2 separate regions of the Mus musculus genome follow, and region 2 is linked to region 1. Evidence: chromatin loops called from intact Hi-C (ENCODE). Cell type or tissue: left cerebral cortex. All regions are shown on one strand. Each heading gives the region's core, and the rest is flanking DNA. Links, peaks and the distances in the headings are about the cores only.

Region 1 (5,382 bases), core at 226-5,225:
AGTCATGACGCTGCCTCTCAGATTTTCCCATTTCTTTATTTACAAAACGAAAACAACACCTACTTTTCCTGGAACAAGAGATTTGGTTCCAGGCTAATCTTGAGAAGCAAAATCAGGAGATTTGCTTGCTTCAATTGAAAAAGAGATTTTCACAGCATCAGAGACTTCCCTGGGGACTACACACCGACGGGAAGGTATTATGTTGCCTCCACAGATGAGCGGGGCAGCCTTGTTTTGTGGAAGACTGTGCACTCTGCCTCTGGGCTGAATTTCAAAACGGTGTACCAGCGATCACCCTTCATGGACAGCATAGCATCTCGACGGGGTCTCAGCACAATGTAGAGACAGATTTATCTGTGCAGCGTTGAAAAGGATGCCCATGTTTGGGCCTCACACACTCTTAGCTGGGGCCTGGGTATCATCGAGTCTCACGTGGGAATCTTTCCATGGGCCATAAACTTCGACTCCCTGTAGCATCCCTTTCTTGGCGAGCAAAGCAAGTGCTGGCAGGTGACTACTGGCTTATAGATGATGGGCACATTCTCTATGTCTCCAAGTTTGATTGCATTGGGGATATTAAATTCCCACGCAGTGAGCACTCTATCACAGGACAAATGAGAGTGTCAGAGCCGGCGTTTTAAGGCCCTGTGTTATTATGTGCAATGATAAACTGCTTGTGCGTGATTAAACTGCCTCCATGGGCCTCGGCCCTCACTCTTTTCACTTTGCAGGTGATACCATCTATCTTTGCAAGCTTTCCCTCTCACCAAAGAGAAGACTCACATGTGTTGAACTGCCGCACGGCGCTTGAGACACTTGAGACGTAGATTGAACTGAATAGTTGATGCTTTATTTTCCTGGTCATGCGGCGCTGGGCCAGATCTGGATAGCTGTAAGTCATCTTGGGTTTGGCCACCTGTTTGAAGGTTTAATTTCAGCCTTCAGCTAGGCAAAAGCAAGCAGAATTATCACTTTTTTTGAGAAGGAAGTGAAACAGGTTAGGTTTGAGCCTCAGCTTTCTCTGACTATTTCCCGTGACTGCTGGTTGTTTCAACACAAAGATGGGCCAGAGGACAGGACTTTTTCATCAAGAATCACTCAGACTTGCCCCCCAAGCTAATCATGTTTATAGTTGTGAGAAACTCAGGTTATTAAAGTGTTCTGTATTCAAGACATTTGTCCTGAATAACAGTTCCCTCAGAAGAACCTTCACTTGGGTCACATTTTTAGCCCCAAACTGGCTTCTAAGGGCTCTAGGATTAGGTGATTATAACAAGATTATGAAGTTATTATGGATACAATGAACAGACACAATGACATCACGTTTGTTGTTGTTTTTGTCTCCAAATATGCTTTTGAGGGAGTTGACTTTGTGACAGGCTATTGTACTAAAAATGTGTATTTTCTACTCGTTTTGGAAATCACAATGTAGGCATAAGTTTTTTCTCTTGTTTCAAAGATATACCACCATGTAATTCTATTTTACAAATGTAATCATTTTAACCAATATTCACATGAATGCATATTTTATGTGAAAAAAGAAAATGTGTATTGGGGATGATGGCAAGTTCTCACCAGATGCTGAAGTCATTGTTTTTGAATACTTTATTTTTTCTTGAAATATATTTTCTGGGTGCCCCTTGGCTTGACTTTCTGGAAATCCAGGTTGATTCAGGTGGTTCCTTCGGGAAATATTGTGTCCACATTTCTATAGTATATAGGTGATTCTGAAGGGGGAAAAAGCCTGTCAGGATTCCATCTCCCATCTCTGCAGCCAGCTAGGGGAATTCCTATTGAGTCAGGTGAGACCGTGGATATAATACTAGCCTCAGGCTTTGGACAAGGCTGCTGGCTGGCCTGTCAGCAGCTGCACTTCTCCTAGGGTCTTGACATTTGTGGAGGTGGGGTACACACACGTGGGTGTCCTAGCCTGGTGCAGTGTCTCATGAGCTTGGAGGACATTGACTAAACACTCAGTAGCGAAGCTTGTGTTGACAGCTTTGCATTCCACTCATAGCCATAACTAGAGAAGAAAAGCAAAACAAAACAAAGTTTGAATATGAGAGGTGAAAATTGAGAAATGAGAAACACCCGTTCTTTTGGCTGTTTCTTTTCCCTTTCCTTCTCTTTTCATTTCTTTTTCATGTTTGTGAAATGACAAACAGGGCCTAATTACACTTTGTTCTTCGGGAATCAATTTGTCCTTAGTTTTAGATCAGGTCTGAAGACAGTATTATGAATGCAGTTGCCAGAAGAGAATGGGGCTGGTGTGACCTTCTCAGTCTCTCTGGGGCTCTGAGGTAAAGAGGCTCACATTGCCATGGAGCCTGTCGGTAGGCAGCCAAATATTTAGGTCAAAGCATTTGCCTACAGTTTATGATTGTAACTCAGAGAAAACTTTGGCAGGGAAATGCAGCCCTTTTCCTTATTCTCTCTCTTTAGGGATCAGCACCCACTCAAACCGGCCCTCTATGAATTCTCACACTTCCCCAGCAGGTACATCCTTGGAACTGTTTTAGTAACCAACAAAAATAAGAATGATAGTTCTTAGTAATTAGCTTGCTAGAGAAAAGGATCACAGCTATTAAATTCAAGCTATGCTAATGTGGAGTCTAAATCTAATGAATGACCCATTCTACAACTTTATTGAAGTCCTGGTCTTATGGCTGCTGGTTATTGATTAACTAACAAGGTTGTTGGATGCTGTTTAGATTTCCACTGTTGTGCATACATCGTGCAAGGTTTGTAGGAGTTATTAAAAAAATAGTAACAATTGTAAAAATATTGTTAAAGATCATCCCATCCCATGCCAATGCTTGGACCATCACGACAACAGCACCCTCCAGTGGCAGAACCACCTAATGAGAATGAAGAAAACAAGCCGTGTGCTCACAAGGCAGGCGTTCTTCCTGAAGGAGATTAATTTATGGGGTTGAAGACATGGAACCATTTGCATAGTGCAAGGGTAGCATCCTTGAAACTCTGAGTTCCATCCCCAGCACCACATAAGCTGGGTGGAATGGCCTATTTTAATGTCACAGCATCGTTCTTTACTACGTTCTTAACCATCCTTATGCCCACAGATAAGTTTAGCTATATTCTTTATCACAGAAGCATCTCTTTGCAGCAAATAGAGACCACCACAGAAAGCCACAGGTGGATACAATGAAGAACCAAACAAATTGTGTGTAGTCCAGGTCCAATGGGTATATCTATATCAGAGCTTCTGCATTTGTGCCTCAGGAAACATTTTGGAGGAGGGATGGAAAGATGGTAAAAGCCAGACTATTAGGAAGTCTGCTCTGAAAAAGGTTTTCTTAGAAAGGGCTGAATAAACAGACCAGAACAACGGCATCATCAAGGGGCATGGTAATATGGAAGGTGGAACTTTTTGTGGATTCTTACCACTAAACTACAGGCAATTAATGACTTTTCGAAGAATGAGAGTTAGCTTCTCCCAGAAATGGGCTCCCTTACTGGTTGTCCTGTGCAGAGTGGTCAGCCGTACACACTCAAAGAACAAATTGGAATCAATAGGGTATACTCACCTTTGTTTAAGCACTCATACACTCACGTATATGCATGTAACAAAAATAGTCAAAGGAAAAGAGGCTATTAACTTGAGAATTGGGGACAATAGGAGTAATTTGAGGGATGGCAGCTGTGTGTGGGACACTGGAGTGAGGAAATGGAGGAGGAAAGTTATATAATTACAGTTCAATTAAAACATATTTTAAAAACTCTATTGGTCCAATTTAGTGCTGTCAATGAGCTTATGGTATAGGACCATCTACAGGATCCCGGTTGTTTCTCCTGTATCAAATCGCTAGGGAAGACTGATTCTTTCTTCCCCAGCCAACTTCAACTGCAAATAGCTCCTCAGCAAGTGTGAGACTTTTTGACTTCACCATCTTGGTTGGGATTTTCTCTGACTTGGTCTTGTATAGGATTTGTACCTGTAGTCAAAGCTGCTATGAGTTCATGAGTGTAATGGGCCTGCCATGTTTGGAAATTATTGTATTGTAGATTTCTACTGCCCCTGGCTCTTCCACTCCTTGCACTCCCTCTTCCAAGATGATCCTTGAACTGGGAGGATGAGTGTCATACTGATGTCCCAATAGTACTGACGACTCCCAGTCTCTTATTCTCTGCATGCAGAAAACATGCATGTCTCTGTGTCAATCATCATCTGCAGAAAAAAAAGAGAGGTGAACGATATGTAATCCATATGCATAAAGGTATTTATACCTAGGGACAGCTTAACACTACGTCCATTTACCAGAAGAATAGTAGTAAGCAATCCCCTTGGGCCTATGATCTATTCAGCTACAGGTTCTTGGCCCAGGTGATAATAGCTGCCATGCATTTCATTTTGTGGAGTGTATCTTAAATATAATCATATAGTTTTTGTCACTCTTACAGTATTTGTACCATTATTGCATTGGTGGGCCTATCTTGTCAGGCCAGTTATTGTAGTTCACGGGGTTCACAGCTGGGCAAGATTATTGACTGCTCCCCCTACCCCCGCCTTTGGTAGTTTCCAGAGCTCTGAAAGCCAATCAATAAAGATGGAGTTTCTATGTTGATAACAAGGTGGTTTCTCTATGTTCTATGATTCAAGTACATAGTTATTTTTAGCAATAGGGTCTTACCACCAAGTTCTGGAGGATGGCCAAGAACAATGTAATGTTGTGGGCTCTAAGGAACGGACAACTAGAAGAAAGGTAACTCTTACCTGACATGGGGCTTTTCACTTGCTAACATTACCTAGGAGAGGCATCCCATCCTCATTGTAGGGTAACTATATATAAACTTTCTGTATGTATGTATGTACTTTGAAAACTTTCCACAATAAAGCTTCAATGTGGCTTTTCCAACAGACTTTAGTTTTAGCTATCCCTACAGTGTCCTCTCTCGTGCCCTCCCATCTCCTACTCTACCAAATCTTACTTGCTCCATTCTTCCTGTTTCTCCCTTCTTATCACCAGTTTTCCCCCTCCTTTGGAATGCTCTCCATGTCTTCTTACTTATAAGAGCCCTCTACTCTACAGACACATATCGTAAGATCCAATGACAGCATCCACATGTGAGAGAGAAGATGAAATGTTTATCTTTCTGGGTCTGGTTTGCCTCACTCAGAATGATCATTTACATCTCCATTCATCAAATATGCTCTTCAAACACAACTAATGGCTGGGGAGAATATTAGAAAGATACAAAGAGTGACATTTGAATCTATCTTGGAGGATAAGAAGAAGCATGTCTGAGTGGATGGGAGGCTGTGGGTAGGATATTGGAAGAGTAATTCCACAGGGAAGGACAGCCGGTGAAAAGGTGGTTGGGGTAAGCCATGATGAGACATCTGGAATGGCTGTTCAGAAG
Region 2 (5,382 bases), core at 270-5,269, 110 kb before region 1:
TGAGAATTGTTTTGTGTGATGTACGTGTATATGTAGTTGTGGCATGTATAGTTGGTGTTTTTTTTTTTTTTTTTGAGACATAATCTTTGTATCTTCATTTACTATGACATTCACTATGTAGTCCAGGCTGGCCTTGAACTCACAGCAATCCTCCTGATTACATGTCCCAAATCTTCTGACTACAGGCATAAGCTACCATAACTTCTGGGTTATCATGAGAACCCTCAAGGAATTTCAGCTTGTGAGGCACATGTATCTTGAAAATGTGTCCCGGATGAGATCAGACACCTTCTCGTAGCACGCCTACGTAAGCTGGGGCAAAACAAGGAGCACATCTGATATCTTGTCATAAGCACTGTGTGTGACTTGCTAGAGGACAGGAGGCAGAGATATTTGGAAGATATTCAAGTTGTTTTTTTTTTTTCCCAACTCACCTCATCTTGAGGGTCTTTTAGGTCATGGATGGTGTACTGAAAGCAAAAGGACAAAGGTGAAAAGGTCACATTTCCCTGGGGGGCAAGCATCTAGAGGAGTTGGTGGCTCCTGGGTCGCATCTTGAGGAGGCACCACTTAGGAACTAGGCAGTGCCACAATGAGTTGCCATAAACTCAATTGTCTTGGAAGTTGGTTGAGTCTGCGTATGGCACTCTGGAATAACTGTATCCTAGCATTTCAGAAAACAAGAACAGGTCATAGACTCTAGAAAGAATTCCCCTCTCACTCTTGACCCCAGCTCCCGAGTACTCTATAAAGTCCAACTGGCTTGGCCTTAAAATAGCTCATAAAACCCTTGTGCCAGAGCGATGTCATATTGTTATTTCTGGAAACACAAATACATAGAAAGAAGTCTGAGCATATATGCCTGGCTAGGTTCCCTACAGTTTACTATCAGCTCATACCTCCTTGTTCGTAAGAACACACAGGTTTTCCTGTACCTCTGAGTCTTAATGTCTCTCCTTTCCTCCCCTCTGTTTCTTCCTCCATCCTCTCTCCCCCTCCCTTCCTCCTTTCCTCTCTCCCTTTCTCTCTCTATTCTTCCCTCCCTCCTTCCAGTCTTTCCCTCCCACATCTTTCTCCTAGGTCACACATAGCCCAGATTGGCCTTGAGTCCTCTATGAGGGTGTGGATGACCTGGGTGACCATGGATTCCCAATCCCCCTGCCTCTGTCTCCCAAGTGGTGGGTAGACGATGTCCTGTGGAGGCTTAGTTTCTGAAGGCTCCTGGGCCACATCAAACTTTTTTTTTAAAGAATTATTTATTTTATGAATATGAGTACATTGCTGCTATCTCCAGACACACCAGAAGAGGGCATCAGATCCCATTACAGATGGTTTTGAGCCACCATGTGGTTGCTGGGAATTGAATTCAGGACCTCTGGAAGTGCAGTCAGTGCTCTTAACCATCTCTGAGCCATCTCTCCAGCTCCCACATCAAACTTTTATTAAGTAACTATGTACTCATTTCTCTAATTAATCTATCTTTTGATGTAGGGTTCTTAGTCACGAAATTCACGATGGTGAAGATAAGTCTTTTCTCCAACATCTAAGCTGAATCCTGACAGACGAGACCAAGTTGTTCAAATAAGTGTGCTGGTGAGACGTATCAGAGGCTCAGGTAGCTGACACACAGGTGCAAAGGGTCAAAAGGGGAGAGGGAAGTTATAATTAGAGCGGGCAGAGCATAAAATGAGAAGAAAGGGGAAGTTCAGGGGTGTGACTGCATTGCCAAGCCCAAAGAGCCTTCCCCAGGGCAATGAGAATCCAGCAGATGGTTAAAGCAACAAGCAAAGATTTAGCTTTCTTACAGTTGCCCCTGCCCACTGCACAGTCCTTCCAGCCATTGAAGTCTCATAGGCCATGTTTCGATCACTGGGTGCTTGTGTGCAGTGGTTCATATGGGAGGCGGGAGTTGCTGAATGGATGGGATCAGAAGGTGGGGATGGGCGCTGCTTGCTGAGTCAGCCATCTCAGCAGTGTTTGGAGGCACACACGCTTGCTTTTCCTCTTAGGTGGCAGGGATGGGAGTGATTGACATCTGACTTGTATTAGGGTTACAGCTCAATACATTGTGCTTTAATGGATAGTGCACTGGCTTCTGGGTAAGAGACCCGTGTTCATGACACTGATGGAGTTCAGAACACACTTCCTAAATATAGGCGCCTGGGCATGTGATAAAATGCTGGCGACAGCATATCATGACATGAATGGAGTCTTCCTTTTTTATCTTACTTGACAAAGATCCTAAAACCTACAAAGAGTTTTCTGGCCTTTCTCCCAGGAAGGTTATGGGATGGATTGTCAATCTTTACTGGAAACAAAGAAGCTGAAGACACAAGGGGTCTCAACAGGACAGCGTTTCCCCTTCTTTATTATCTTTAGGTCGGAGCTCCTGTCCCATCCTGATTTCCACCACTGTCCCCTCTTCTTCACACCAACACAGTAAAATACACAGATTTTAGGGTCTGGAGAGGTGACTCAGGGGTTAAGAGCGTATTGTTGTTTCAGAGGACGGGAGTTTGATTTCCAGCGCCAGTGTCAGTTGCTTCACAACAGAACTCCAGCTCTAAGGAATCTATTCCTCTGATCTCTGCCTTCATGCACACAGACATACATGATTAAAAAAACCAAAATAATTATTTAAAGAACGCACAGGTTGGGGCTGGTGAGATGGCTGAGCGGGTAAGAGCGCTGACTGCTCTTCCAAAGGTCCTGAGTTCAAATCCCAGACACCACATGGTGGCTTACAACCATGTGTATCGCTACAGTGTACTCATAAAATAAACAAATAAATCTTAAAAAAAAGAACACACAGGTTACCCTACTGCAGTGGACTTCCATTCTGAAAATTCTGAGGTCACATGAACTCGTATTACATAAGTTGGTATGCTTTCTCTTGTTAATATTTGTTACAGTGGCTCCACTCATGAACCTAGTGTGAGGGAACGCTTCACTTCTTACAACACCCTAGCAAGAGCCACGTTCTTCATTTTGCTCATTTCCCAGAGTCCTTCTCCTACAGACTAAGGACCAGCGGCTTAGTAAAATGCTCTCTCATCCTGCCCAGTGACTTGTGGACAAGGAAGTGGTTCTGAGAGTAGTGCTTTTGCCAACTTGCCTGGGAACTCGCTAGAAATGCAAATTATTGTGCTCCACCCAAGACGCAGTGGAAACTCTGTGGGTGGAACCGAGGCTTCTAGCTTTTAGGAGTCCTCCAAGAGACTCTGGCTAATGTTAAAGCTTGATGAGTATATTTAAGGGGGTAAACTTTAATAAAAAAAGTTGCTGAACCAAACAAAATTAATCTTCTCAGATCTCCTCTCCGAAGTTCCGCGGCTTCACCAGGAGAGGGCGACCGCGGACCTGCCTTTTGCCTTCCCAAACTGCAGAGCCCAATGCGATGGTAAACAGCAGCCACAGCAAGTTCCATCCATTGCCCAAGTAAATCACAAAATATATAAAAAGAGACTTCAAAAGGCAGCGGTATCAAAGCGGCAGTTAAAGAGAAGGAGACATCCAAAGTCACAGCTGCATCGACGGAGGAGGCTGCTTCAGCATCTAGGATTCGGAAGCATTTAGGGATGAATTTTTCCTCCCCCCCCCCCCCCCCAGTATTTCTCCGAGTCCCTTTCCTTTGATATACATGAGCCTCTCGACTTTCCTTTGTTCTTTTCCCACGCGTCAGGTTTTCATAAAGTTTTTCGAGTTGATGAGCTCCCACCACCACCACCCCCACCCCCGCCCGAAAAGACGTTAGATCCGCAGCACCAGCAGCTGCGGTTTTGGATCTGCAATGCTCTGCAGCCTTAGCCAGGTTCACCGCCGAGTGCAAGCAGGGAATGTCTCTCCACCCAACTTCCTCCGTAGGACCCCACCACCTTCCGCACTGAAAATATTTTGATGTCTGGTGTGGCCTGTGTGCCCTGCTCCTTTCTCCTCTACTCTGGACCTGTCTCATTGCTTCAGGCCCATTTCCTGCACCAGGGGATTTTTTTTTCCTCCCACAAGAGCCAAGGGGTAGGGGGTGCGAGGAAGAGTGAAGGAGACTTCCCAGTCTTCTCTCTGCTTGGCCTGCATATCCGGTCTTTATAATGAGGCACACCAAGGCCAGGAAATAGGGGCCCGGGTAAGGGGTACAGATGTCTTGAAGGTTTGCACTTGTCTTAACTGTCTCCGGAACAAAATGTGAAACTCCTCCAAAGAATGGGCTGTACTTGTAATAGGCGTCTTACAGTGCGTGTTCATGAAATGTAGTTTAGGGAATCCTAGGCAATTATATTCCGCACACTTCAGGCCAAAACAAGTTAAAAGATTCTCCCTTCAGAAAAGTGTAATTAAAACAACAACAGCAACGGCAGTGAGGCTTCATTTCCTTAAATTTGTTTAAAAATTTTTAATTAAGTTTTTTGACAGGACATTTATATCGTTTTCTCTAAGGTCCAGGGAACACCCAGGAAGGAGAAGCGGAAAGCATTCAGGGCAGGAAGATTGGGGGGTGGGGGTGGGGGGACGACTGGGAGGAGCTGGGAAACGCTATCTTCTGGGCACAGGAATGTCAAAAGGTGATATCACAGCACAGAGGACTGCCAGCACGGGATTGCACAACACTGGGCTTATCAACAGCTAACCACGGACAGGAAAAGGTTCTCAGTGACTGGTGGATTCTGGGAAGGGATAGTCATTGTCTTCAGTTGTGTACCCAAGGTGAGCCAGCTAGGCTCCAGAGGAGAGTTCTGCAGACACACAGATAGCCCTGGTTAAAATCAGTGGTTCACAAAACAGAACAATATACCAGGAGCTGGTAAGGGACTTGTACGGAGGAGAGGGAGGGATGGGAGAGTAAGAGAGGGTGGAAGGGATGCAAGTAACCAAATGAACTATGTACTTGTATGAAACTGTCAGGAAATAGATTCAACTAATAGAAAGGAAGAGAGAAAGAATACAATGGGAGGAATATTTGGGGGTGGAAGGACACTAACAAAAGATTGCTGGGTGACAGGCTTTATTTATTTATTTATTTATTTATTTATTTTATTGGTAGAGATCTGAATATCTATATAACCCAGACAGGGAATGAACAACACATCAAAGTTTGGTGAACCAATGGCTTTTTTATTGGTGTTACTTGCAGGAGTATGGTGAGCAGTTACAGAAAGAAACCACTCAAAGAAAGCTGCATCACAAAACTCCATCTCAGGGTGGGAGCCAGTTCTGGGAAGCTGCAGGACACTAGCTCACCAGGTGAGGGAGTCCCCTTTTCAGGTGATCTAAGCCTCTTAAGGAAGCTCAGCTGTTTTTTTGTTTCTTCTAGTTTGGCTGATCTCTGAGTCTGCTAGTCTTATTTCTGCTTTTTTCCAGGTACCTGGGCTTGTCTGAGAGTTACTT

The links. A loop is a pair of places that touch in the nucleus more often than their neighbours do. Peaks named below come from ENCODE experiments on the same cell type or tissue, not always from the same donor. Only the 100,000 strongest peaks of a DNase experiment are listed, where the experiment ranks them.
Region 2: it touches region 1 in a loop (10-fold over the local background); 10 of 42 quality-filtered maps call a loop at or near these places.

The regions. Positions count from the first base shown.
Region 1 is chr3:115,527,572-115,532,953 of GRCm38, reverse strand. No RefSeq gene overlaps it. Among named protein-coding and RNA genes, the nearest start is that of Gm40124, 110 kb to the left of the region's middle. In left cerebral cortex, for the core only: a CTCF peak has its summit at 2,861 (motif pointing left); DNase peaks (open chromatin) are centred at 2,371 and 2,848.
Region 2 is chr3:115,640,854-115,646,235 of GRCm38, reverse strand. It overlaps Gm40124 (a long non-coding RNA gene), which reads left to right and starts at 4,510. Exons shown (of 3, transcript XR_867569.1): 1 at 4,510-4,798; 2 at 5,129-5,238. In left cerebral cortex, for the core only: CTCF peaks have their summits at 1,315 (motif pointing right) and 3,346 (motif pointing right); DNase peaks (open chromatin) are centred at 3,371, 3,811 and 4,117; H3K4me3 peaks cover 1,092 bases; H3K27ac peaks cover 727 bases.